2 separate regions of the Homo sapiens genome follow, and region 1 is linked to region 2. A link is a contact called in ENCODE Hi-C data. All regions are on one chromosome and are shown on one strand. Each heading gives the region's core, a stretch centred on a gene start or an enhancer-like site at or near the end of the contact. The rest is flanking DNA. Distances are from core to core; before and after follow the strand shown.

Region 1 (2,999 bases), core at 396-2,895, 280 kb before region 2:
GAAAACTATGAAAAAACAACAGAAACTTTGGGCCAGGTATGGTGGCTCACACCTGTAATCCCAGCACTTTGGGAGGCTGAGGCAAGTAGATCACTTGAGGTCAGGAGTTTGAGACCAGCCTGGTCAACATGGTGAAACTCCATCTCTAATAAAAAATATAAAAATTAGCCAGGTGTGGTGGCACGCACCTGTAATCCCAGCTATTCAGGAGGCGGAGCCAAGAGAATCTCTTGAACCCTGGAGGTAGAGGTTGCAGTGAGCCGAGATCAGGCACTCCAGCCTGGGCAATAGAGCGAGATTCCAAAAAAAAAAAGAAAAGGAAGGAAGGAAGGAAGGAAGGAGAAAAGAAAAGAAAAGAAAAGAAAAGAAAAGAAAAGAAAAGAAAAGAAACTTTGTAAAGCTGACAACATGGTGAGGAATTGAAAGGCAAAACTGAAGCTAAACCAGGAGAACCAGAAAGGTGATAAGGGCACAGAATCTGCTTTTGCCCTGAGGGGATTTGTGAGTCCCAGCAAATGGGAACCTTCATTGAGATGAACTTGTCATGAGGTGAGAAAGGAGGTAAGGAGGTGAGAAATGAAAGCACCAGGTCTATAGAAGATGCAAAGTCTAATCAGACCTTCACAATCTTAAGCTGGGGGCCCACAGGGCTGCATCCTTAGGGTTGGGGTGAACCCTAAGTAAATGAGACCTCGTGTAGATTTTCTTTGTGGGTTTGGGAATCTCAAATCTTGGACCAGTTGGTCTTATGTTGGTTGTGCCCCCAAGGAGCATGGTAAAAACAAATGCAGATCTTCTTTGGAGGAAGATGTTTTTCATCTAGGCCTCAGATTATTCCTACAAATAATACTTCAGATACAGGCTGGGCACGGTGGCTCATGCCTGTAAACCCAGCACTTTGGGAGGCCGAGGCGAGTGGATCACCTGAGGTCAGGAGTTGGAGAGCAGCCTGGCCAACATGGCGAAACCCCAGCTCTACTAAAAATAAAATACAAAAAAAAATAATTAGCCAGGGGTGGTGGCGCGTGCCTGTAATCCCAGTTATTCAGAAGGCTGAGACAGGAGAATCACTTGAACCCGGGAGGCAGAGGTTGCAGTGAACCGAGATCGCGCCACTGCACTCCAGCCTGGGCGACAGAGGGAGACTCCATCTCAAAAAAAAAAATCAGGTACAGTGGGCTGCTCAGCACAATAATGAACATGATAATCAACACTATAAAGAAAGACATCAATGGAAAAGCTTAACCATTAAAATAAAAAACAAATAGGACCTGGTTAAATGACAGCATGTGTGAATAAGCTTTAGAGCTGAGGCTTGGCTATGATGTTATGAACAGGGACATATAGAAAGAGGTGCATTAACAGAAGTAGATTGTTTGAATAATTTCCTGCCACAAATGAGGCAAGATTCTTCAGTGTTCTAACCCATTTCTGTGAATTGTGAGGCTTTCTACTGTGGTTGGTAGGAATAGGGACTCTCTGGCCTTTTGTGAGCTCCAACAACTGTTTCCTCTTCTGTTTAATCCTTTCACGTGGTTCTTTCCCTGACCTTGGGTAACTTCCTCACACATACGCGTTAATTAATACTCAACCGGAGACTAAAGTGGACCCTTGGCACACCTCCAGAACTGTCTCTCTGCACAGCTTTCTGATCCTGTACTTGGCTGTCCTGGACTTGCAACTGAATGTCCTCGACCCAGAGACACTGCCGGTCTCCACTTGGGCTCCCAGTGTGCTGGGGCCTGAAAATATTCTCTACACATTTAGCTGGAGATAATTATAGTTACACCTCATTTGTTTCCATCTTTCAGGGATCACTGTCCTCAGTTGCCTAGTGTCAATATCTTGAATGCTGTTGTTTCTTAATATTTTGTCCAGTTTTTTGGTTATTTCAGGTGGGAGGGTAAATCAGGTCCCTGTTGCTCCATCTTGACTGGAAGCAGAAGTTGTCTTTAAAAAAAAAAAAAAAACTTCCTCAAAAATGTTTTAAAAAATAGAAGAAAACAAAAAACAAAACCACTAGATTATAGTGACTTAAACACAAAGAGACAAACAGCAAATACCTAATATTACAATAACATGAGAAACAGATTTTGACTCAATGTGTAAAGAATGGCTTTCTATAATCAAAGTTATGCAAAGATGGAATAGTTTTCCTTGAAAAGTGGTGAGTTTCTCTATTGCAGCAAATGCTAACAGAGGTTATCAGCATTGTTGGAATATTACAGGGCATATACAAGTAGGAGTCTGCAAACTACAGTCCACGGGCCACACCTGGCCCACCACCTGTTTTTGTAAATTAAGTTTTATTACCACACAATCATACAATTTTTTTTTAGCATATTGTGTTACAGTGGCATAATGGAGCAGAGACTGTGCCACTCAAAGCCTAAGATATTTACTATGTGACCCTTTTCAGAAAAAGTTTGCCAAACCCTGGATTCAAGCATCTGATATGGCTGATGTGAGAAAATGATTAATTTGACCCCTTCTAAACCTGAAAGTCTGTGGACCTGGGGAAGCAGGGAATGAGTTTTTTGTCTGGCTGGGTGTGGTGGCTCACTCCTGTAATCCCAACACTTTGGGAGGCCAAGGTGGGCAGATCACTTGAGGTCAGGAGTTCGAGACCAGCCTGGCCAACATGGTGAAACCCCATCTCTACTAAAAATACAAAAACTAGTCAGGCATGGTAGCACACGCCTGTAATCCCAGCTACTTAGGAGGCTGAGGCAGGAGAATCGCTTGAACACAGGAGGCGGAGGTTGCAGTGAGCCGAGATCACACCACTGCACTCCAGCCTGGGCAACAAGAGCGAAACTCTGTCTTTAAAAAAAAAAAAAAAAAGTTTATTGTCTAATGCGAATTATGCATCTTCCTTTATCACATATCTATGTTGATTTTACCATTATATTTTCCTCCCCACTGCAATTCTTTGGGTAAAGTCAATTCTTGCCAAATATTAGTTCTTCTTCTTTAATTGCATTCCTTCTATAATACCA
Region 2 (2,866 bases), core at 193-2,692:
CAATTCTTCTGCCTCAGCCTCCCAAATAGCTGGGACTACAGGTGCATGCCACCACGCCTGGCTAAGTTTTATATTTTTTTTTTTTCAGTAGAGACAGAGTTTCACTATGTTGGCCAGGCTGGTCTCAAACTCCTCAACTCAGGTGATCAGGCCGCCTCAGCCTCCCAAAGTGCTGGAATTATAGGCGTTAGCCACCTTGCCCAGCCTGAAAGAATTTTATAAATTGCAAAACACTGTATGAATTCAAGCTAGTGTTAAATGATAGAAGCCACTGTGGCTTCTCCTTCCTTTTCCTTTCTGGTGTCTGCCAGTCGGCCTTTCTGTTCCTTGCCAGATCCCTCAAAGGCTTAGGTCAAAGGAGCCAAGGTAAGGAGTGAAACTAGAAGTCCCTCCTACTGTTTGTTCATGGATTGGAAAAACGTTGGCCCGGGAGGCATATGTGTGCTGAATTTGTGAGTTTCATTTTTGTTGGTTTCAGCATTACCCCATCAACCTTTAGAGACAAAGTGTAAGTAATGCTTATTTAAAGGGAACAAGGCCAGGTGCGGTGGCTCACACCTATAAAACCAGCACTTTAGGAGGCCAAGGCAGGCGGATCATTTGAGGCCAGGAGTTCGAGACCAGGCTGGCCAACATGGTGAATCCTCATCTCTACTAAAAAAAGTACAAAACTTAGCTGGGCGTGGTGGTGCATGCCTGTAGTCCTAACTACTCCGGAGGCTGAGGCAGGAGAATCACTTGAACCCGGGCGGTGGAGGCTTCAGTGAGCTGAGATGGCGCCACTGCACTCCAGCCTGGGCGACAGAATGAGATTCCGTCTAAATAAATAAAGGGAACAAGATAATAGTTTCCTAACTGGTATTTGTGTGCTGCCAAACCCCTGCAGAAAATCTCCCCACTCCACCCCTTTCGGGAGGGTGGCTTCAGCCGTCTTGTAGTACACAGCAGGCCTCCCTGAGAACCCACAGCAAAAGGCCGCATTCTCAGGTGTGTGTTGATAGAAACGTCTGGGAAAATTGAGCCTCTTGGCTTTGCATCTGTTTATCATACACAAGCATTCATTGAATGATGTGCTTTGACATAACAAAATCTGTACAATCATCAACACAATTAAGACCCATTATGAATGAACGCTTTCTCAGATGAGCGAGGGGTGGGCAGAAGGCATGGCCCGGAATGTCATTATTCCCTTGTATCTTCAACCTCCCAGGATTTTACCTAAAGAAAGGAGAGTCAAGGAGAGATGTTTATGTGCCCCAAGGGCCATGCTTTTCAGTAGCAAGAGGTCCCTGCCTGTGATAGAAAAAAAGAGCCCGTGTTTCAAAGTCTTCGGCTTATTGTTTGACCTCCCAAGTAAATTCCATGTTCTGCCTCCATTTTGAGTGGAACTCCTTTTCCACTTTCAAACTCTGAGGTAATAGAAACATCCTGGTGCCAGGGGCCTGCCCGAGAGTGGGCGTGTCCTCTCCAATGTTTATTCTACTGGGTGGTGGTAACTTGGACCAAGGCAGTAAGATAAATGCTCAGGGTAAGGCCAAATCTTGGAAACCTTTTGCAGAAACTGTTTTTCTCTCTGATTTCCTACCCCACCCCCTCCTTCACCCCAAGTTTGGGGCAACATCTTCCTTTACCAAATAATCAAATAATTTTTCTGTAAACCATGAGGTTATTCTGAACTTTTGTGAGAGACTCCTCTCTAAAACACAAACTATGGCTTTTAAGTGGCATTCTTTAAAGTAATAATAATAATTGCCAAACTTTTTAAACAAATTGTGTGCCACACATTGCCAAATGTCACTTAGTCCTGGTGCTGTTACTAGAACCATCTTAGAGATGTGGAAATGGAACTAAGGTGATTTGCCTGAGGAGACACAGCTAGTAAGTGGCACAGTCATGACTTGAACTTAGATCTCTGACTCCAAAGCCTTTGCTCTTATGTGCATTGTGTGTGTTAGGTCATGCTTAAGACGTGATTATTAGGACAAAATTTTATGGTATGAATAAGGAACATCAAAATAGAAATCTAACCACAGAGATAGAATTATCTCTTGGATCAACACATTTTAAAACCCTCCACTGAATTAAATTCCAGGTAGTGATTGGAAGACACTGTACCCCACTGTATATAGCTTCAAATTGCAATTTGTCAGTTGGTCAGCAAATAAAGCTCTCCCAAGAATTCCAAATTGCATACTCATCTCAAACACACACACACACTCAAACACACACACTCACACTCACACACACACACTCTCACAGTCACACTCCAAGAGCTGTGAACCAAAGTTAACTTGTAGTCTTATTTATTTATTTATTTATTTTGAGATGGAGTCTCACTCTGTCACCCAGGCTGGAGTGCAGTGGCGCAGTCTCGGCTCACTGCAACCTCTGCCTCCCGGGTTCAAGCAATTCTCTACCTCAGCCTCCCGAGTAGCTGAGATTACAGGCACCCGCCACCATGCCTGGCTACTTGTTTTGTTTTTTTATTTTTTTATTTTTATTTTTTTGAGACGGAGTCTCTCTTTGTCACCCGGGCTGGAGTGCAGTGGCACGATCTCGGCTCACTGCAAGCTCCACCTCCCGGGTTCACGCCATTCTCCTGCCTCGGCCTCCAGAGTAACTGGGACTACAGGCGCCTGCCACCATGCCCGGCTAATTTTTTTGTATTTTTAGTAGAGATGGGGTTTCACTGTGTTAGCCAGGATGGTCTCGATCTCCTGACCTTGTGATCCACCCGCCTCAGCCTCCCAAAGTGCTGGGATTATAGGCGTGAGCCACTGCGCCTGGCCTGTTTTAAATTTTTAGTAGAGATGGGGTTTTACCATCTTGGCCAGGTTGGTCTTGAACTCCTGACCTTGTGATCCAC

What was found. A loop is a pair of places that touch in the nucleus more often than their neighbours do. Pooled maps may share reads with other maps.
Region 1: a loop to region 2 is called in a map of upper lobe of right lung, with 4 times the contacts of the local background. The contact joins two enhancer-like sites. A Hi-C loop is called at or near these places in 1 of 168 maps with a recorded cell type or tissue (upper lobe of right lung), 5 of 37 single-sample maps with no recorded cell type and 2 of 50 pooled maps.

Annotation. Positions count from the first base shown.
Region 1 is chr4:40,730,522-40,733,520 of GRCh38, reverse strand. No RefSeq gene overlaps it. Among named protein-coding and RNA genes, the nearest start is that of NSUN7, 18 kb to the left of the region's middle. Within about 2 kb of position 1,645, at least 12 of the 41 ENCODE cell types and tissues checked have a DNase peak (open chromatin) inside an H3K27ac peak, as active enhancers do.
Region 2 is chr4:40,447,652-40,450,517 of GRCh38, reverse strand. The region is part of intron 3 of RBM47 (RNA binding motif protein 47); the gene reads left to right. Among named protein-coding and RNA genes, the nearest start is that of RBM47-AS1, 23 kb to the right of the region's middle. Within about 2 kb of position 1,442, at least 8 of the 41 ENCODE cell types and tissues checked have a DNase peak (open chromatin) inside an H3K27ac peak, as active enhancers do.